Regions from separate parts of the Homo sapiens genome. Here region 2 is linked to region 1. Evidence: chromatin loops called from intact Hi-C (ENCODE). Cell type or tissue: breast epithelium. All regions are shown on one strand. Each heading gives the region's core, and the rest is flanking DNA. Links, peaks and the distances in the headings are about the cores only.

Evidence for each region. Peaks named below come from ENCODE experiments on the same cell type or tissue, not always from the same donor. Only the 100,000 strongest peaks of a DNase experiment are listed, where the experiment ranks them.
Region 2: a loop joins it to region 1, with 11 times the contacts of the local background. A loop is called at or near these places in 1 of 110 quality-filtered maps.

The regions. Positions count from the first base shown.
Region 1 is chrX:55,349,906-55,361,278 of GRCh38, forward strand. No RefSeq gene overlaps it. Among named protein-coding and RNA genes, the nearest start is that of PAGE3, 91 kb to the left of the region's middle. In breast epithelium, for the core only: no CTCF peak of the experiment used is centred there; no DNase peak of the experiment used is centred there; H3K27me3 peaks cover 4,551 bases.
Region 2 is chrX:55,704,987-55,716,359 of GRCh38, forward strand. No RefSeq gene overlaps it. Among named protein-coding and RNA genes, the nearest start is that of RRAGB, 7.1 kb to the right of the region's middle. In breast epithelium, for the core only: no CTCF peak of the experiment used is centred there; a DNase peak (open chromatin) is centred at 5,955; H3K27ac peaks cover 343 bases; H3K27me3 peaks cover 1,143 bases.

The DNA of each region.
Region 1 (11,373 bases), core at 1,900-9,899:
ATGATGCCTCCAGCTTTGTTCTTTTTGCTCATGATTGCCTTGGCCATTTAGTATTTTTAGTGGTTTCCTGTGAATTTTAGGATTTTTTTTCTATTTCCCTGAATAAAAACATTGAAATTTTGGTAGGGACTGCATTGACTCTGTGGGTCACCTTGGGTAGTATACATATTTTAACAATATTAATTCTTGTAATCCATGAAATATGGGATATCTTTCCATGTTTTGTGTCTTCTTCGATTTTTTTCTTCAGTGTTTTTATAGTTTTCATCGTACAGGTCTATCACCTCATTGATTAAATTTACTCCTGAGTATTCTTTGTTGTTGTTGCTATTGTAAACAGGATTGTTCCCATTTTCTTTTTCAGATAGTTAATGGTTAGTGTATAGAAATGCTACTGATTTTTGCATGTTGACTTTGTATCCTACAACTTTACAGTGTATTCATTTATTACTTCTAACAGATTTTGGTGGCATCTTTAAGGCTTACCATATATAAGATTATGTCATTTGCAAATGGTGGCAATTTATCTTCTCCCTTTTCAATTTGAATGCCTTCTATGTCTTTCTCCTATGTAATTTACCCTGTCGAGGCCTTCCACTACTATGCTGAATAGAAGTGGCTAGAGTAGGCATCCTTATCTTCTTCCAGATCTTAGAAGAAAGATTTTTCACCATGGAGTATAATGTTTGCCATAGACCTTTTCTCTATGGCCTTTCTTGTGCTGATGTACATTCCTTCGAAACATAATTCCATGAGAGTTCTTATCATGAAAAAATGTTGAATTTGTCAAATTATTTTCTGCATCTCATTAGGTCATTATACAGTTTTTATCCTTCATTCTGTTATGTGATGTGAAGTATCACATTTATTGATTTGCATATGTTGAACCATCCTTCAAGCCCAGGGATAAGTCTCATTTGATCACAGTGGATGATCTTTTAATGTGTTGTAGAATTTGGTTTGCTACTATTTTGTTGAGGATTTTTGCATCTATGTTAATTAATTACTTTTATTGTAATATCCTTGTCTAGCTTTGGTATCAGAATAGTGCTGGCCTCATAAAAACAGTTTGAAAATATTTCCTCCTTTTATTTCTTGGAAGAGTTTGAGAAATATTGGTATTCATTATTCAAATGTTTGATAGAATTCAGCAGTGAAGCCATCAGTTCCTGTGCTTTTCTTTGACGGGAGAAATTTTTATGACTGATTAATCTTATTATTGTGTTGTTCAGATTTTCTATTTCTTCATGATTCAGTCATTGTAAGTTGCATGTGTCTAGGAATTTATTCATTTCTTATCAGCTGCAATGTCTCTTTTATTTCTGATTCATTTGAATTTTCTCACTTTTTTTCTTTGGTAGTTTATCTAAAGTTTTGTTGGCTTTGTTTATCTTTTCAAAAACCCAACACTTAGTTCATTGATTTTTTTTATTCCTTTTTAGTTTGTATTTTGTTTATTTCTGCTCTGACCTTTGCTATATGTTTCTTTCTGCTAACTTTGGGCTTAATTTGTCCTTTCTTTTGAAAAGTAATGTGAAATTATTTTTGAGAGCTTTCTTCTTTTTGATGTAGGCATTTATTACTTTCCTCTTAGAACTGCTTTTGTTGTACTTTATAAACATGGGTGGTATGTTGCATTTTTATTTTTGTTTTTCCCAAATATTTTTTTAAATTTCCCTTTTACTTTCTTTGTGGATCCACTGGTTGTTCAAGAGCATGTTGTTTAATTTCCATGTATGTAAGTTTTCTGGAATTCCTACTTTTATTCATTTGTAGTTTCATACCATTGTGGTCGGAAAAGACACTTGATATGATTTTAGTCATCTAAAATTTGCTAAGGCTTGTTTTGTGTCCTAATGTGATCAATCCTGGAGAATGTTCCAAGTGCAGTTGAGAATAATGTGTATTCTTTTATTGGATGGAATGGTCTGTATATATATATGTTGGGCCCATTTGTTCTAAAGTGTTGTTCGTGTCCCATGTTTCCTGATTAATTTTCTGTCTGGATAATCTGTCCATTGTTGAAAGTGGGATATTGAAGTCTTTAGCCTGTGATTCTGGAAAGTCTAGCTGTTGATGGGTAGGCAGAGCTTGTTGTGAGTTCCCTAGTTGGCTGGATTGCTGCACTGTCTTTGCTCTGATGTTGGGTGGGGCTGCTGTCTAGGTTCTGCTGTCTGGTGACACCACTGGTGAGACTGTTGTCAGTCGGAGCTGATGGCTAGGTACTGCAATGGCTTCTGGTCAGGTTGGTCACAGGATGCATTCCCTGGCTGGGCAGTTCTGCTCTTTGAGATGAGTAGCTGGGCAAGACTGCAAGCTGGGCTCTGAGGTGAGGCAGAATTGCTGCTCAGGATGGGTGGGACCAGAAGATACGGTTCTATGAAATGCATGATGTAGGATTACCTCCCTGTCCTGGAAGAGCTGTGGGGTGGGGTTTTGGCTGAATTGAAAAGCTCTTTGACCTTCTAGATCGAGTAGGTATAGCCCCTACACTTCTCTGAAATGTGCAGAGGTAGGGGTCTTTCTGCTTGGGCGGATGTTTTGGCTGAGTGAAGACTTGTGAGTCAAGCAGATCTAGTCTACACACATCTCCAAGATGGCCAGAGGTGGGCATCTCCTTGCTTGGGTGAGTCATTGGAATGGGCTCTGAGGCCAAGCATGGAAACTAGCCATCTAAGGATTTAAGCTGTGTTGGCCTTCCCCTGTGCTTCTGAAAGTGACCAACTCAGCTTTGTAGGTGGCTATAAAGTTGGCTGATGTCTCCAATCATGTGCAACAGGTAGCAGGAAAACAGAGGTACCACGAAGATCCATGTGCTGGTCACCATGATCTCTGCCTCCTTTCTTTGTTTCTATCTGACCCTGGCCACCTGGGCCCATTACATTTGGTGTTTCCCATGAGGTGAGACTAGAGTAGGCTTTTTGAGGAGCATCTAAGAATGCTAGGAAAGCTGGATGACTGCCTCTGGTTCTCTTTTCCCCTTGTAGCAACCATGCACTCAGAGAAATCCTCTCCATATGGAACTGTGCCAACTTAGGGGAGGTGGAAGGGTGGTGCAGTTGAAGTGAGACCATTCTTCTTACCCCTTTAAATTGGTTTTCATTCAGTTCTGAGGATCACACAGTTGTCTTGGGCTTGATTCCAATTATTGGGGTTTTCAAAAAGGTGTTCTTGTCTGTGAATAGTTGCTAGTCGAACTTTCTGTGGGCTGGGGTTGGAGCTTGAAACTTTCTACTCCACCATCTTGTTGATGTCATCTCTATTGGCATGTATTAATAACAAAACTTTGAATTTGCGCACACATATTCCTAGGTCCAGCAGCCCGGTGATGAACAACCTCAACAAGAGACACCACCACCTAAAAGTTGGAATATTTCTTCCGTTCAAGAGAAAGGAGATGAAGAAATATCTGTGGTTCAAAGTGAAAAGAAGGGGAAGAAGAATGCCTATGGATGGAGGTTTATGTGTGCATCATGCATTATGACAGATCAGGAACAGAAGAGAGAGCATTAGAGAAGGATATCAAACATTCCCTAAAAATTGGCTTGAAAGTGAAGTGGGCTTGCAACCATGTGCAGTCCCTCGTCATGAATTTTCCCTTTCTCGTCAAGACTTACTTGGTGTGCTTGGAAAATACAGTACTTTTCAGAGCTAATCTCTAGTGAATCTAAGAAAACTACTTAATTTTAGTCATAAAATTGTACATCATTTCACTAGTTAAATTTGATATTAGAACATTGTTGCTGGATTTTTAAATCATTGCATTAAAAGTGTAAGCAACTTTTAATAGCACGTGTAGAGTGCCAAGTCAAAATGTAAAGTGCCAAATGTAAAGTGCCAAAATGTAAAGAACATACCTTGAAACACTCTGATTAAAGCCCCGTTGTGTAGGAATGTTAAGCTACTTTGTAAATGAGAAAACTGAGGCTAGGTCATCGTGTCTCACCAAAGAGGATGCAAATGATAGCTACAGAATTCATGTTTCATTCCAGAGGTTGTGTTCTTCCTAAAATCTATGTTGCTTTAAGAAAAAATGAATGATTTTGCTTAAAATGCTTAATACCCAAATTTCTATACTGTAAGATAGCTCAGTGCTGGCACAGGCATAGATCTAGTTGAAAGGAACGGGGCAGACTCTGGAAAGGAGCTCAATGAATGATGGCCATTGTTTTCTTTGATTTACATTTTTTGTGTGGTAAGCTTGGTAAGAGCTGGATAATTCAGGGTACTGACATACTTGTACATGGTTTACTATAATTATTTAAGTCACTTTTAAAGGTGGTTAAGTCATCTTATGGTGAGGAAACTCAAAAGACTGAGTTCCTAAGATTAACAGGAAAAAGAATCATCTTTTCCAGATAGAGTATTTTTAAGCAAAATATTTCCATAATTTAGGCTGTGGATTATTTTAGTGGTTCATTATGAACAGATTTCCAGAATATGACTCAAACAATGCCCATTCATTTGTCTTCACCCCTCTTCCCTTATTCTCAGTAGAAGACAGGAATTTTTCTGAACTCACAAATAATTTTTCTGTCATTTTTGATTCTTTGTTCTGCTTGGGATTCATTTATGGAAAGTTACACATAGGACTTTTGGATAATTTTAACAAAGTATGTTTCAGGTTACTCCAATAGTGGGTGGAGGTCATGACTATAAGATTTGCCATGGGCCCTCAAATCCATTTGGCTGATCCTTTAGAAAATTACCTTTTAAATGTAATTGAAATCCTGTTCATGGTGTAGATTTCAGATTTCTTTGACAGCTGATGTTTATTGCTCTTAATACACTATGGGGAAATACAGGAAATGTAGGTTTAGCATGGCTCTGACATTGTCATTTAAAATAAGGTTTCATAAGACATATAGAGGTAACAATGCTGCTATTTTAGTAGTAGAGTTTACACATAAAGATTCTTTGAAAAGTAGTTCAGATCCCATATATACTTGACTTATAAACTATGAGAGAAAAACATTGGGTCAAAGCAATATTGTATTATAAAACGTGAAGGTGTTTACTTACTTTTCAGTGTCCTTTAACCTTCAAGATACTATCATAATGCTCTGATTGTTACAAATAAATAATACATTTATAATGCAAATCAGTGTGTATGAAATATGCTGTGTACTGAGGTTGGTTGTACTACCAGCTCTAACATAAGTTTTGTGACTCTGGGTCAATCCCTTAAGTTCTAAACTTATCTTTGCTGTTATAAAAACTCTAAATTCAGTTAATAATTTACTGTATATTTCAAAATTGCTAAAAGAATCAATTTTTTTAACATTCTCACCACAAAAAAGTGCTAAAGTCGTGAGGTAAGAGATGTGTTAACTAGCCTGATAGGATCTTTTTATAATATGTACAAATATCACATTGGACTCCATAAATATACACCATTATTGTCAATTAAAAATAAAGAAACAAAATTGAAGAAAACAGTGAGTTCAAGTCAGATATTTTAAAATGATTTTCAGTGTATTCTGGTTCTGTTGGTTAGAATTCATAAAATATAATCTGCTTTGTGTGATTTTGTTTATCATACTTCATCAGACTCTGGCCTGAGTCCAATTTAATTCTTCTGACTTTTAAAGAATAATTACATTTTAAATCCTTCTCCAAATGTAACTGCAAATGATTTAATGATAAAATGGTGACAGGCTATCTAGTTTCTAGTTACTGTAGTTGGTGAAGTAGGGAGAGTGCATATAGGTCACTGATACTCTGGATGGGTGCAAGTAGGATGCCCATGCTAAGCATGCTTCTTGCTCCTGTCAGTCTTCTAAGACGACTGTGGACACTATAGAGTTCAAGTTCAAATACCATAACAGCAGTACTTATTGAGTAATTTAGTGTTTTACATATGTGTTTTCCAAATTTCTCACCATTAATTACACAAGCTTCTGAATTTAAAAGAAGCTCTTGATGTTTAGGGAGGAAATTACCTTGGGTTAGTCTTCTAATGCACTCTACATTTTTTCATTCTGCATTCCTTACCCATTCCATCAGAATATTTAGATTAAAAAATTGTTTTTAAACTACTCTTAGGAACCTATTAAACATGGCTAAATGTATTCATAGAAAGATCATAGCTTTCAATCATTGTTATTAAAAATATAATAAATTGCATGAGCACCCAACACAAAAATAAGAAGAAAAGAGTAACAAAATAAACCTAAGGGAAAAGGAGTGAGGTACTCAATGAAAAAACAGGTATGAATCATTAGTAAAAGAAAAAATAGTGCCAGAGAAAGGGAGGAGCAGCCAAGATGGCTGAATAGAAACAGCTCCTCTCTGCACTTTCCACTAAGAAGGATGAAAACCGTGAGTGAACTCTGCATCTTCAATTGAGGTACCAGGGTTCTCTTTGGGACTGACTAGGTGGTTGGCACAACCCAGAGAGAGTGAGGAAAGCAGGGTGGAGTGATGGCCCACCCAGCAGCTGCACAGGGCAAAGGAGACAGTGAGGGATTGTGTCTCCTCTCCCTGAAAACCACAGCTTTTCCCAATCCTTGCTACCCAACCCGTAGATCAAGAGGTCCCCCACTGAGCCCATGCTACTAGAGCCTCGGGTCCCAAACACAAAGCTGGGGAGATCCTTGGTGGCTTCTCAGGCAAGTGGCTGAGTGAGAAGGCACTGAAACACAGGACTATTTGCATACTCCAGCTCTGGGAACGTCCGCAAGGTAGGAGATTCCTCCACTCCTGTGGAAAGGGAGCTGAAGCCAGGGAGCCAAGCAGCCTCACTCCAATGGAACACCACAAACTAAAACCCACTGGCTTGGAATCTTCCCCAGCCAGCCCAGCCCTCTAGAGACTGCCTAAGAGGACCGAATTTCCGGGGATTGGGTGGGGAGAGGCAACACAATCACTGCAGCTCCAGTAGGCCGCTTTCCCCGGTTACCCATGCCACTGAGATGTGTGGTCTGGACCCAGGGCAGTTCCCCACAGTGCAGCACAGCTGCTGGACCAGTTCGTGGCCAGACCGCTTCTTTAAGCAGGACCCTGATCCACTCCTCCTCATTGGGCAGGGTCTCCCTGTGGGAATCTTAGCATCCACAGCCAGGGGTTTATGGACAGAACTCTGATAACCCTGAGAGGACCCCCTAGGAGGAAGGGGTGGCTGCAATATCGTGGATCAGTAATCTCAGTCTTTTCTGCCTGCTGGCTCTGGAGAGTCAGGGCAGCCTGGATTCCACCCAGTGCAGCACATGTGCCCCACCAAGGGGCAGACAGACTGCTTATTTAAATGGGTCCCTGATCCTGCTCCTCCTGACTGAGACCTACAAACAGGAGTCTTCAGACACCTCATACAGGAGCATTCCAGGCAGCATCAGGTAAGTGCCCCTCTGGGACAGAGCTCCCCCAGGAAGGAGCAGGCTGCCATCTTGGCTGGTCTGCAGCCTCCACTGGTGATATCTCCAGGGGTGGGAGGGGCCCAGGTGAATAGGGTCTGGAGTGCACCCCAAGCAAACCACAGCAGCCCTACAGAAGAGGGGCCTGACTGCTAAAAGCAGATGAAATAGCAACAACAACATCAATGAAAGAGAGCCCAGGAAAACCCCACCCAAAAGTCAGCAGCCTCAAAGATCAAAGGTAGATAAACCCAAGAAGATGAGAAAGAATCATTGCAAAAATGCTGAAAACCAAAAAATCCAGAGTGCCTTTTCACCTCCAAATGATCACAACACGTCTCTAGCAAGGGCATAGAACTGGGCTGAGGCTGAGATGGATGAATTGGCAGAAAAAGGCTCCAGAAGATGGATTATAATGAACTTCACTGAGTTAAAGTTTTATGTTCTAACTCACTGCAAAGAAACTAAAAACCATGACAAAACATTACAGGAGCTGTTAACCAGAATAACCAGTTTAGAGAGGAACATAATCTGATGGAGCTGAAAAACACAATGTGAGAACTTCACAAATCAAACAAAAGTATCAATAGCTGAATAAACCAAGCAGAAGAAAGGATATCAGAGCTTGAAGACTATCTTGCTGAAATAAGGCAGGCAGACAAGATTAGAGAATAAAGAATGAAAAGGAATGAACAAAACCTCCGAGAACTGTGGGATTATGTTAAAAGACCAAACCTACAACGACAGGAGTACCTAAAAGAGATGGGGAGAATAGAACCAAGTTGGAAAACACACTTCAGGATACCATCCAAGAGAACTTCCCCAACCTAGCAAGACATTCAAATTCAGGAAGTCCAGAGAACCCCAGTAAAATACTCCATGAGAAGATCAACCCCAAGATACATAATCGTCATATTCTCCAAGATCAAAATGAAGGAAAAAATGTTAAAAGTAGCCAGATAGAAGGGCCAGGTAATCTATAAAGGGAAGCCCATCAGACTAACAGCAGACCTCTCAGCAGAAACCCTATAAGCCAGAAGAGATTGGGGGCCAATATCCGACATTCATAAAGAAAATAATTTCCAACCTAGGATTTCATATCTGGCCAAATTAAGCTTCATAAGTGAAGGAGAAACACAATCTTGTTTAGACAAGCAAATGCTGAGGGAATTCATCACCACCAGGCCTGCCTTGCAAGAACTCCTGAAGGAAGCACTAAATATGGACAGGAAAAACCATTACCAGCCACTACAAAAACACACTGAAGTACACAAACCAGTGACGTTATGAAACAACTACATAAACAAGTCTGCAAAATAACCAACTAACATCATGATGTTAGGATCAAATTCACACATAACAATATTAAACTTAAATGTAAATGAACCAAATGCCCTAACTAAAAGATACAGAGTGGCAAGCTGGATAAAAAGTCAAGATCCATTGGTGTGCTCTATTCAAGAGACCCATCTCAAATGCAAAACCACACATAGACTCAAAAGAAAAGGATGGAGGAAAATTTACCAAGCAAATGGAAAACAGAAAAAAGCAAAGTTGCAATTCTAGTTTCTGACAAAACAGACTTTAAACCCACAAAGATAAAAAATAACAAGGGCATTACATAATGGTAAAGGGGTCAATTCAACAGGAAGAGCTAACTGTCCTAAATATATATGCACCCAATATAGGAGCACAGATTCATAAAACAAACTCTTAGAGACCTACAGAGAGATTTACACTCCCACACAATAATAGTGGGAGATTTAACACCCCACTGTCAATATTAGACAGATCAATGTTACAGAAAGTTAACAAAGATATTCAGGACTCGAACTGAGCTCTGGATCAAGTGGACCTGATTGATATCTACAGAACTCTCCACCCCAAAACAACAAGGAGAATACACATTCTCCTTGGTGCCACATGGCACTTACTCTAAAATTGATCATGTAATTAAAAGTAAATCACTCTTCAGAAAATGCAAAAGAACTGAAATTACAACAAACAGTCTCTCAGACCACAGCACAATCAAATTAGAACCCAAGATTAAGAAACTCACTGTAAACTACACAACTACGTGGAAATTCAACAACCTGCTCCTGAATGACTCCTGGGTAAATAATGAAATTAAGGCAGAAATCAAGAAGTTCTTTGAAACCAATGAGAACAAAGAGACAATGTACCAGAATATTTGGGAGGTACCTAAAGCACTGTTAAGAGGGAAATTTATCGCACTAAATGCGCACATCAAAAAGCTAGAAAGATCTCAATCGACACCCTAGCATCACAACTAAAAGAACAAGAGGACCAAGAGCAAACAAACCCCACAGGTAGCAGAAGACAAGAAATAACCAAGATTAGAGTGAAACTGAAGGATATAGAGACAAGAAAAACCCTTAAAAAATACATGAATCCAGGAGCTGGTGTTTTTTTTTTTTTTTTTTGAAAAAAAATAATAGACCACTAGCTAGAGTAATAAAGAAGAAAAGAGAGAAGAATCAAATAGACACAATAAAAAATAATAAAGGGAATATCACCACTGACAACACAGAAATACAAACAACCATCAGAGAATACTGTAAACACCTCTATGTACATAAACTAGAAAATCTAGAAGAAATGGATAAATTCCTTGACACACACACCCTTCCAAGACTAAACCAGGAAGAAGTTGAATCCCTGAATAGACCAATTCAGGTTCTGAAACTGAGGCAGTAATAAACAGCCTATCAGCCAAAAATAAATAAATAAATAAATAAATAAATAAATAAGCCCAGGACAAGGTGGATTTACAGCTGAATTCTATCAGAAGTACAATAAGGAGCTGATACCCTTTCTTCTGAAACTATTCAAAGCAATTGAAAAGGAGGAACTTATTCCTAACTCATTCTATGAAGCCAGCATTATCTTGATACCAAAACCTGGCAGAGATACAACAACAACCAAAAAACTAAGCCAGTATCCCTAACGAATGTTGATGCAAAAATTTTCAATAAAATACTGGCAATCCAAATCCAGCAGCACGTAAAAAAGCCTGTCCACCATGATCAAGTTGGCTTCATTCCTGGGATACATGGCTGGTTCAACATATGCAAATTAATAAACATAATTCATCACATAAACTGATCTAAAGAGAAAACCCACAGGATTATTTCAATAGACACAGAAAAAACGTTTGATAAAATTCAACATCCCTTCATGTTAAAAACTCTCAACAAACTAGACATTGAAGGAACACACCTCAAAATAATAAGAGCTACTTATGACAAACCCACAGCCAATATCATACTGAATGGGCAAAAGCTGGAAGCATTCCCCTTGAAAACCAGCACAAGACAAGGATGCCTTCTCTCACCACCCTTTTTTTTTTTTTTTACTTTTTCACTTTCCTTTTTATCCTTTGTAGTATTTTTACACACATTCACCACCCTTATAGAGCATAGTATTGGAAGTTCTGGCCAGGGCAATCAGTCAAGAGAATGAAATAAAGAGTATTCAAATAGAAAGAGAGGGAATAAAATTGTCTTCGTTTGCAGATGACATAATCCTATATCTGGAAAACCCCATTGTCTCAGCCCAAAAGCTTCTTCAGCTGATAAGCAACTTCAGCAAAGTCTCAGGATACAAAATCAGTGTGCAGAAGTCACAAACATTCTGATACACCAAAAACAGACAAGCAGAGAGCCAAATAATGAATGAACTCCCATTCACAATTGCTACAAAAAGAATAAAATACCTAGGAATACAACTAACAAGGGAAGTGAAGAACTTCTTCAAGGAGAACTACGATCCACTGCCCAAGGAAACCAGAGAGGACACAAACAAATGGAAAAATATTCCATGCTCATGGATAGGAGAATCAATATTGTGAAAATGACCACGTTGCCCAAAGTAATTTACAGATTTAATGCTATTCCCATTAAACTACCATTGACAATCTTCACAGAATCAGAAAAAACTATTTTAAAATTCATATGGAACCAAAAAAGGGCTTGTATAGCTAAGACAATCCTAAGTGAAA
Region 2 (11,373 bases), core at 1,579-9,578, 350 kb after region 1:
ACTTTAACACCCCACTGTCAACATTAGACAGATCAATGAGACAGAAAGTTAACAGGGATGTCTAGGAAATGAACTCAGCTCTGCACCAAGCGGACCTAATAGACATCTACAGAACTCTGCACCCCAAATCAACAGACTATACATTCTTCTTAGCAACTCATTGCACTTATTCTAAAATTGGCCACATAATTGGAAGTAAAACACTCCTCAGCAAATGCAAAAGAACGGAAATCATAGCAAACAGTCTCTCATACCACAGTGCGATAAAATTAGAACTCAGGATAAGGAACTCACTCAAAACCGCACAACTATATAGAAACGGAAAAAACTGCTCCTGAATGACTACTGGGTAAATAATGAAATGAAGGCTGAAATAAAGATGTTCTTTGAAACCAAGGAGAACAAAGGCACAATGTACCAGAATCTTGGGGACACATTTAAAGCAGTGTGTAGAGGGAAATTTATAGCATGAAATGCCCACAAGAGAAAGCAGGAGAGATCTAAAATCGACACCCTAACATCACAATTAAAAGAACTAGAGAAGCAATAGCAAACAAATTCAAAAGCTAGCAGAAGACAAGAAATAACTAAGATCAGAGCAGAATGGAAGGATATAGAGACAGGAAAAACCTTCAAAAAAATCAATGACTCCAGGAACTGGTTTTTTGAAAAGATTAACAACATAGATAGACCACTAGCCAGACTAACAAAGAAGAAAAGAGAGAAGAAACAAAGACACGGAATAAAAAATAATAAAGGGGATATCACCACTGATCCTGCAGAAATACAAACTACCATCAGAGAATACTATAAACACCTCTATGCAAATGAACTAGAAAATCTAGAAGAAATGGACAAATTCCTGGACACACACAAACTCCTAAGTCTAAACCAGGAAGAAGTTGAATCCCTGAATAGACCAATAACAAATTCTGAAATTGAGGCAGTAATTAATAGCCTACCAACCAAAAAAAGTCCAGCAGCAGACGGATTCACAGCCAAATTCTACCAGAGGTACAAGAGGATTTGATGCCATTTCTTCTGAAACTATTCCAAACAATAGAAGAAGAGGGACTCCTCCCTAACTCATTTTATGAGGCCACCATCATCCTGCTACCAAAACCAGGCAGAAACACAACAATAAAAGAAAATTTCAGGCCAATATCCCTGATGAACATTGATGCAAAAATCCTCAATAAAATACTGGCAAACCAAATCCAGTAAGACATAAAAAGCTTGTCCACCATGATCAGGTTGGCTTCATACGTGTGATGCAAGGCTGGTTCAACACAAGCAAATCAATAAATGTAATCCATCACATAAACAGAACCAATGACAAAAAAACAAGATTATCTCAATAGATGCAGAAAAGACCTTCAACAAAATTCAACACCCCTTCATGCTAAAAACTCTCAATAAACTAGGTAATGAGGGGACATATCTCAAACTAATAAGAGCTATGTATGACAAACCCATAGCCAATATCATACTGAAGGAGCAAAAGCTGTAAGCATTCCGTTTGAAAATGAGCACAAGACACGGATGCCCTCTCTCACAGCTCTCCTATTCAACATAGTGTTGGAAGTTCTGGCCAGGGCAATTGGGCAAGAGAAAGAAATAAAGGACATTCAAATAGGAAGAGAGGAAGTCAAATTGTCTCTCTTTGCAGATGACATGCTTGTATATTTAGAAAACTCCATGGTCTCAGTCCAAAATCTCCTTAAGCTGATAAACAGCTTCAGCAAAGTCTCAGGATACAAAATCAATGGGCAAAAATCACAGGCATTCCTATACACCGATAACAGACAAACAGAGAGCCAAATCATGAGTGAAGTCTCATTCACAATTGCTACAAACAGAAAATACCTAGGAACACAACTTACAAGGGATGTGAAGGGCCTCTTCAAAGAGAACTACAAACCACTGATCAAGGAAATAAGAGAGGACACAAATAAATGGAAAAACATTCCATGCTCATGGATGGGAAGAATCAATATCGTGAAAATGGCCATACTGCCCAAAGTATTTTATAGATTCAATGCTATCCCCATCAAGCTACCAACGACATTCTTCACAGAATTGGAAGAAACTTCTTTAAATTTCATATGGAACCAAAAAAGAGCCTGCATAGCCAAGATAATCCTAAGCAAAAAGAACAAAGCTGGAGGCCTCACACTACCTGACTTCAAACTGTACTACAAGGTTACAGTAACCAAAACAGCATGGTACTGGTACCGAAACAGATATGTAGACCAATGGAACAGAACAGAGGCCTCAGAAATACCACCACACATCTACAACCATCTGATCTTTGACACACCTGACAAAAACAAGCCATGGGGATAGGATTCCCTATTTAATAAATGGTGTTTGGAAAACTGGCTAGCCATACGCAGAAAACTGAAACTGGACCCCTTCCTTACACCTTATACAAAAATTAACTCAATGTGAAATATAGACTTAAACATCAGACCTAAAACCATAAAAACCCTAGAAGAGAACCTAGGCAATACCATTCAGGATATAGGCATGGGCAAAGACTTCATGACTAAAACAACAAAAGCAATGGCAACAAAAGCCTAAATTGACATAAGGGATCTAATTAAACTAAAGAGTTTCTGCACAGCAAGAGCAACTATCATCAGAATGAACAGGCAACCTACAGAATGGGAGAAAATTTTTGCAATCTATCTATCTGACAAAGGGCTAATATCTAGAATCTACAAGAAACTTAAACATATTTACAAGAAAAAAAACAACCCCATCTAAACGTGGGCGAAGGATATGAACAGACATTTCTCAAAAGAAGATATTTATGCAGCCTACTTACATATGAAAAAAGCTCATCATCACTGGTCATTAGAGAAATGCAAATCAAAACCACAATGAGATACTATCTCCTGCCAGTTAGAATGGCAATCATTAAAAAGTCAGGAAACAAGAGATGCTGGAGAGGATGTGGAGAAATATGAACACTCTTATACTGTTGGTGGGAGTGTAAATTAGTTCAACCATTATGGAAGACAGTGTGGTTACTCCTCAAGGATCTGGAATCAGAAATACCATTTGACCCAGCAATCCCATTACTGGGTATATACCCAAAGGATTATAAATCATTCTAATATAAAGAAACATGAACACGTACGTTTATTGCAGCAGTATTCACAATAGCAAAGACCTGGAACCAATCCGAATGCCCATCAATGATAGACTGGATATAGAAAATGTGGCACATATACACTATGGAATACTATGCAGCCATAAAAAAGGATGCGTTCATGTCTTTGCGGGGACATGGATGAAGCTGGAAACCATCTTTCTCAGCAAACTAACAGAAGAACAGTAAATCAAACACTGCATGTTCTCACTTGTAAGTGGGATTTGAAAAATGGGAACACATGGACACAGGGAGGGGAACATCACACACTGGGGCATGTCCAGGCATGGGGAGCCAGGGGAGGGATAGCAGTAGAAGAAATACCTAAAGTAGATGACGGGTTGATGGGTGCAGCAAACCACCATGGCATGTGTATACCTATGTAACAAAACTGCACATTCTGTACATGTACCACAGAACTTAACGTATATTTAAAAAATAAAAATAAAATAAAATACAATAACACAATTCACAAAGAAATTTGATTACCTCTGTGATGTAAAATGATTTTATGTAACAAATATAATTATTAATAACATATACAAAGTCATATCAGAATTATAGTTATCCATAATTTTATAACATATGTCAAAAACACATTTATAGAATTACAGCTCAAAGAAAGCCAAATACCATTTCATATTTGACAATGCTTCCTGTATAAGTTTTACACAAAATAAGCCAAATGTCACTATTGCATTAGTGCATTATTGATGTCAAACCCAGTTTTATTTTATTTTATTTTATTTTACTTTATATTGTTTTTTAACATACTTTAAGTTCTGGGATACATGTGCAGAAGATGCAGGTTTGTTACATAGGTATATATATGCCATGGTGCTTTGCTGCACCCATCAACCTGTCATCTAGGTTTTAAGCCCTGCGAGCATTATGTATTTGTCCTAATCCTAGCCCTTCCCTTGCCTCCCACCCCCTGACAGACCCTGGTATGTTATGTTTCCTTCCCTGTGTCCATTGTCATTTTTCAACTCCCACTTATGAGTGAGAATATTTGGTGTTTGGTTTTCTTTTCCTGTGTTAGTTTGCTGAGAATGATGCAAACCCAATTCTTAATAAAACTTTATAGACAAATATAATCAATCTTAATCAGTTTGACCATAAGGTAAGATTTTCAGAAACCTTTTAATACCCTTTTCAAATTTTTGTTTAAGAGCAGATCATAAGCATGTTTTTGCTCTAAGAAAAACCTGTTGTGCTTTTATTCCAATGCTAAATTTACAGAAAAACTGAATAATACTCCTTTAATTTTAGGCAATGTCCACATACAGAATCTCTTTTACAAATAGTTTTTCACAAACCTTCCACAACTTGCTTAAACCTTTAGCTTTATCATAATGTAAAACAATCCTTTAACCCTTTTGGCAAAAAAAAAAAAATCCACATTTCCATGACTTTTTATATATATATATATATTTTTTTTTTACCAAAAACACAATTCACTTTCCTTACAAGCCTTACATGTAGAACTGTTTCTTTAATAGTCTTAATTACATGTTACAGTGTTAACTTTTGGCAATTTTTACTTTCGATGAAAACCTTGGTAAGTTTAGGATTTTAATTATGTACTAGATGTGGAGCCTAGGACTCAGATAGAAGTGCAGATAAGGTATGACTCTTTCTAGTCTCTAACTTCATGTGTCCCAGGCCTTACCTAGCTGTAAAACAGGCAAGTTGTACAGTTAAGAGTCATAGTGGCATTTTATGAAGTATTTAGGAGGGCTAATCACCTTTAAATTGCACATTTCTTGCATAAATTCCCTTTGCAAATTCTTTCATGACTTATACAGACCATCTATGACATGCTTGGACTTTCTGACTTGTCCTAAACATTGCTCTTGTTAAACAACTATTCGTTTTACTTTAGGACAAGAATTTACCATACAACATCCTTTGTTTTATAAAATGTCTTTTCTTTATAATTTTCTTTGCATAGCTAGGGAGCATGCCTAATTCAACTTGTCCCCAGGCCTTATCTAGAATCTAATGTCCAAGTTAGGTAAATTGAACAATTTTCAAAAGTCAAAGAAGCAGTTTATGGACTTAAAGCATTTAGCAAACTTAATGTCTAACCTGCTTAATTTAGACCAAATGCTTACATTTTTGAAGATATTTTTATTTTACCAATAATATTTAGAAAGGTCTTTATTTCCCAAAGATTAAGTCACATGAACTAAATAAAAGGCATTACACTTTTACTTTTCTGACAAAATATTTAATTTAAGCTCTTATTATTATTAAACCAATTAATTAATGCTCTTTTATATTACACACACATAACACATATAATTATACAGACAGACAGAAGATAAAGGACTCATTCTGCAAGCCAGGAATTAAAACCTGAACCTGGGCTACTATTGTAAAAAGAGAAAGCATGGCCACGTGGTTATAATGTCAAGCTTCCAAGGACATAAAAGGCAAGAGGGAAACCTCATCCAGTTTTTTTTCAGGGAACTGCAGCAAAGTTTGTAACCAGTTTTCTGGGCCATCTTGAATAGTGGGCTCTGGGGTCCTAGGGCCATGTTCCATCCTAAGGTACTCCTCTTTTATGACAGAACAATACAGAAAGACATACAAAGAATGCCAGATTTGCTACAGCTTAAGACTAGCCTCACAAATCCTCATAAATCCTTTTTATCCATTAATCAAACATTACACAGGAAATAAACAGTTATTTTTACCATTCTTTCAACTGGTTTGCACGGGGGAGCGGGGGGAGAGAGAGAGAGACCAGAAGTCTGACTCATAAGAAATTCTTGCTCTTTTGCCAGCATGCCAGGCTTCTGGGTTTCCTTTCCCTGATTCAACCTAGTGACCCGGCTTCCTGCACCATAGCCCTGGGGGCCAAGCTGCAACACTAAGGAAAATTATCATTTTCTGTTCTGGCCAGAGCAAAATACATATGACAAAACATAGACATTAGCCACTGTGCAATATCAAACTGGCAAGGCCCAAACTTGCCCCTGGTTGGGCCCCATTATCATTAATCCAACCTCTGACCAGGAGTTTCAACTTGTGGTCTCTGGGCAAGATGGTCACCCTGAGTAATAGAAAAGATAGGAAAGAGAAGGGAGAGAAAGAAAAGCATTGCCTGTGGCAGGGTGGGGAAGGTGAAGAACTCAGGGAGGTAAAGCAAAAGACCCACCCCCTGCAGCCACACTGAATCAAAAGTTCAGATGGGCGCTTTTCAGTTGTGAAGGCATATTTTCCAGCAGTCCCATCAGCTCTCAACTTTCTCGTTTTTGGGGAGAAAAAAGCCCCCCATATCCCACTATCCTGTACATGCCTAATCCTGTCACCCACAGCAAAGGGTGCAAGGCAGATTATTCCAAAGATAATAGCAGTTAACATCCTGTAGTGCCAAACTCATTCTTAGCCAAAAGGGAATTTACTGAGAGGAGCCTCTAACCCCCTAAGTCTTAGAAGGGAACCTAATTTTCCTAAGTTGGGCCTCTAACCCAAGGTTGGTCAAGTGTCCTTGCCTTTTATTAAGAGGGGCCTCTAACCCACTCTGTCTTATGAGAGACTTTAACTCCTCTAAATTGGGCCTCTAACCCAATCGCGTCCTTTACCTGGGTACCCCACCACTTACCCAAAATGGGACAATCAGTGCTGCAGTTTATTTCCTTTTGGTCGGGTTGTTTCTTCAGTATTGTCCCTTCGAGGTTTGTCAAAAAGATGTTACTAGACCCCACCACTTACCCAAAGTTAGTCTTTGGGTTAGGTGTTTCTGCAGTATAGTCCCTTTGGTGGTTGTAAGAAAAAATTCAGGACAAGTCCATAAAGTGAAAGCAAGATATTAGGAAAGTAAAGTAATAAAAGAACGGCTACTCCATAGACAGAGCAGTCCCAAGGGGCACTGGTTGCCCATTTTTATGGTTATTTCTTGATGATATGCTAAACAAGGGGTGGATTATTCATGCATCCCCTGTTTAGACCTTATAGAGTAACTTCCTGACATTGCCATGCCATTTGTAAACTGTCATGGTGCTGGTTGGTGTAGCAGTGAGGGCAACCAGAGGTCACTCTCGTCACCATCTTTGTTTTGGTGAGTTTTAACCGGCTTCTTTAATGCCACCTGTTTTATCAGCAAGGTCTTTATGACCTGTATCTTGTGCTGACCTTGTATCTCATCCTGTAACTTAGAATGCCTTAATTGTCTGGGAATGCAGCCCAGCAGGTCTCAGCCTTATTCTACCCAGCCCCTACTAAAGATGGAGTTGCTCTGGTTCAAATACCTCTGACAGTTCAGGTTTTTCTACCTAGGTAATGGCTCCCATGGAGGCTTCTGCTCATGGAATTTTGGTCTGGAAACTTGTCATTATCTGTATTTGCCTCTCTCCCCAATTCTGGCAGCAGCTGTGTGTCCTGTGGCCTCACTTCTCTAAAGGAATTAAGACTAATTGTTGATTTTTCAGTTTGTTCAGTTTTTTACTTATTGTTAACATGGAGTGGTGACTTTTAAGCTCCTTATATGTAGGATTGGAAACTGAAAGTCCCCACATTAAGTTTTCATCAATCAAGTCGTTAAATCTTGTTAAATAGAACATTTTGTGATATTTTAAGCCATGATGTGGGAATGGGGAGAAAAGAGCTGCTAGCAGTATGTAGGAGTAAACTTAAGGAGCTCTGGGAAGTAGCAGTGAGCTATGGAAAAAGAGGAAGAAGGGAAAGGTGGAGGAGGAGAAGGGCAGGCAACTTATGAGTGACAGTTTGAGTATTGGAGACTCAGGAGTATGTTTGCAGATACAGGTAACTAGATTGAATTTAGGGCATAAAATGAAACTTATTAAAGGATTTGTTGGGGGCCTGTATTACTTTTTCTTGCTGAGATGGATGGTTAAAAAAATATATGTGTTGGGATCTAGACAAAGGGAATGCTGATGTTTGTGTGAGTATAGTGGAGCTGAGGTGTTAAGACAGAAGCATCTGACAGGCAGTGGAACCTGAAATAGAGTGATGTTTGTATCCCTGCTGTCCAACACAGTTCCTGGCACCGAAAGGCTGCTCAATAAACATTTGTTGAATGAATGTGTGAGTAATAGAGCTTAGTTCACACTTTCTGAAAAGAACCTATAATTAAATGTTTAAAAATTAATTCAACAAAAATAAAAAGTGACCTCCGCTTCCTATGTATGTAAGGGTTTTTTTTTTTTTAAGAATAAAAATGTGAAAAATAAGCAGCCAAAGGTACCTGGGTAGAAACCAGAATCTGAACTGCTGGACTATATAGTGTCAACAAAGAGTCAAACTCTGGAAAACATTTGATGAGATTTATTCTGAGCCAAATAGGAGTGACCATGGCCTGTGATACAGTCCTCAGGAGATCCTGAAAACAAGTGCCCAAGGTGGCTGCGGTGCAGCTTGGTTTTATACATTTTAGGGAGACAAGGGACTTCAGTCAAATACATGTAAGAAATATATGGGTTTGGCCCAGAAAGGTGGGACAACTCGGAGTGGGGGTGGGAGGGGGGCTTCCAGCTTATAGGTAGATTGAAAAAATTTCTGGTTGACAATTGGTTGAGTTTAAAGACCTAGGATCAATAGAAAGGAATGTTTGGGTTAAGATAAGAGGTTGTGGAGACTAAAGTTTAATCATGCAGGAAGCCTGCAGGTTCAGAAAGAATAGAATGTAAATGCTTCTTATCAGATTTAAAGGTCTGTGTTGATGTTAAAGCTGGAGAAATATAATGAGGCATGTTTGACCCCTACTTCCTGTCATGGCCAGAAAGTCACTCAGGATACATTTTTAAAGAGTGCCCTGGCCGAGGAGAAAGCACATTCAAATGGTTGAGGAACCTTGGTATTTTATTTTTGATTTACAATAGGAATGCACTGCACATTGGCCCTATTCACCATTATTTGGAATCTATGCTTATTTGATTTAGTTTCTCAATCCTTTTCCACTACCTTTCTTCCATTCCCTTCCTTCTACCCCTCTTCCTCCTTTTTCCTCTTCTCCTTACCCCTCTATTCCTTCCCTCTTTCCCATCTCCCCACTTCTCCCCCTTTTCTTCTTCATCCCTCCCCTCCCCTTCTTTATCTGTTTCTTCCTCTTCTTACTTCTTGCCTCTTGGCACTTTGAGGCAACTATCAGCAGTTCCTTATGAAGCTTGTGAGGTAGTGAATGTGGGTAGAGAAATATAGCTCGTGAGTTGCTATAGGCCAGATCTTGAAGGTCCTTGTATTGACACACTTTTTCCTTAAGTTATGGGAGGATTTTAAAGTAGAGAAGTAGTCTCCTCCGATTTGTGGTTTAAAAGATTACTCAAGTTGAGGTTGCAGTGAGCCATGATTGTGCCACTGTACTCCAGCTTGGGTCAGAGAGCAAAACCCTGTCTCAAAAACAACAAGAACAACAACAACTACAACGACGATAAAAAGAAATTTGATCGCACCTGTAATCCCAGCACCTTGGGAGGCCAAGGTGGGCAGATCCCTTGAGGCCAGGAGTTTGAGTCTGGCAACAAAGTGAGACCCAGTCTCAACAAAAACTAGTTAATTAATTAATTAAAATAAAGGATCACTTGAGCAGCTTTTAGAGAGGATGGATGGTTTGAAGGAGGGGGAAAAGGATACCAGCAGCAACAGGGAGACAGTATTTTTTTTTTGCTTGCTTTGTCGCCCAGGTTGGAGTGCAGTGGTGCGATCTTGGCTCACTGCAACCTCCGCCTCCTGAGTTCAAGCAATTCTCCTGCCTCAGCCTCCCGAGTAGCTGGGATTATAGGCGCGTGCCACCACACCTGGCTAATTTTTGTAGTTTTAGTACAGATGAGGTTTCACTATGTTGGCCAGGCTGGTATCGAACTCCTGACCTCAGGTGATTCGCCCACTTTGGCCTCCCAAAGTGCTGGGATTACAGGTGTAAGCCACTGCACCTGGCCGAGACAGTACATTTTTATAAAAGAGTGGTTTAAGGGGCCAATTTGGCTGGTGAAGCCCGGGGGCAGTAGGTGTTGGAAGACATATTTGAAAGCTGCCTTTAGAAAGCAAGCACATATTAATTACGTCAAATGTTTTGGGGGATGAGATGACTAATGAAGATCAACTCACTCACTCCCAACCCCTTTGGAGCTGCCACTGTGGGAAAATCACTTAGTAGGCTATTGTGGATATCTAGGCCAGAGATTATGATAGCTGGAACAAAAAGAGTGGCAGTAAGAATAAGAGCAGGCAGGTAGTAGAAAATAGACTGATCATGACCTGGTCTCATTGACACGTATGGAGGGCAGTGAATCTAAGGTGACTTCCTGGTTTGGGACTCAGGATCTTTCATCAGACAAGGAAAGCCAGAATGGAAGCTTGTTTGGGGGTAGTTGGTTGGAAGGAGACAAAAGATTAGCTAGTGATAGAGCGAAGGATCACTAATCAGAGTAGAATAACTTTTTTCTTGAGGCAAGGCAGTTGTGGAGAAAAGGAATCACACAGGACCTCAAGTGGAAAGTGTGGGAGCAGACAGTGTAACTGCCCAACGGGTTCACCTTGCCTGCTGCCTAGACAGAGCTGATTTATCAAGACAGGGGAATTGCAATGGAGAAAGAGTAATTCATGCAGAGCCAGCTGTGGGTGAGACTGCAGTTTTATTACTCAAATCAGTTTCGGGGGATTGAAATTTTTAACAATAATTTGGTGGGTAGGGGCTTGGGAAGTGGGGAGTGTTGACTGGTCAAGTTGGATATGGAATCATAGGGGGCTCTAAGTGAGTTTTTCTTGCTATCTTCTGTTCCTGGGTGGGATCGCAGAACTGGCTGGGCCAGATTACTGGTCTGGGTGCTGTAAGTGAAACGAGGGAAGTTCCCCTATCCCCCTTGCAGGGCATGCCACAGCGGGAGTGGCTCACTGCTTCACAACCTCTAGGGGGAGCATGCAGAGGGGCAGGCTGTGGGGCTCCGACCCCATGGCAACCTCTAGGGGTGAATATAACATTTGGGTGGGAAGGCAGGAGTGCCTATCCTCACCTAGGTCCATGGGCACAGGCCCCAGGGTGGAGCCCTAGCCACGGACCCGCCTTTCTCTGCCCAGCACTTTCCTGCCCCGCTCCTGTATCATAAGCTGGTGCATCTGAATGCAGGGTCTGCAAAACATATCAAACAGTGATCTTAGGTTTTAAAACAGTGATGTTATTCCTGGGAGCAATTTGGGGAGGTTCAGACTCTTGCAGCTGGAGGCTGCATGGCCCCTGAATTGTAATTTCT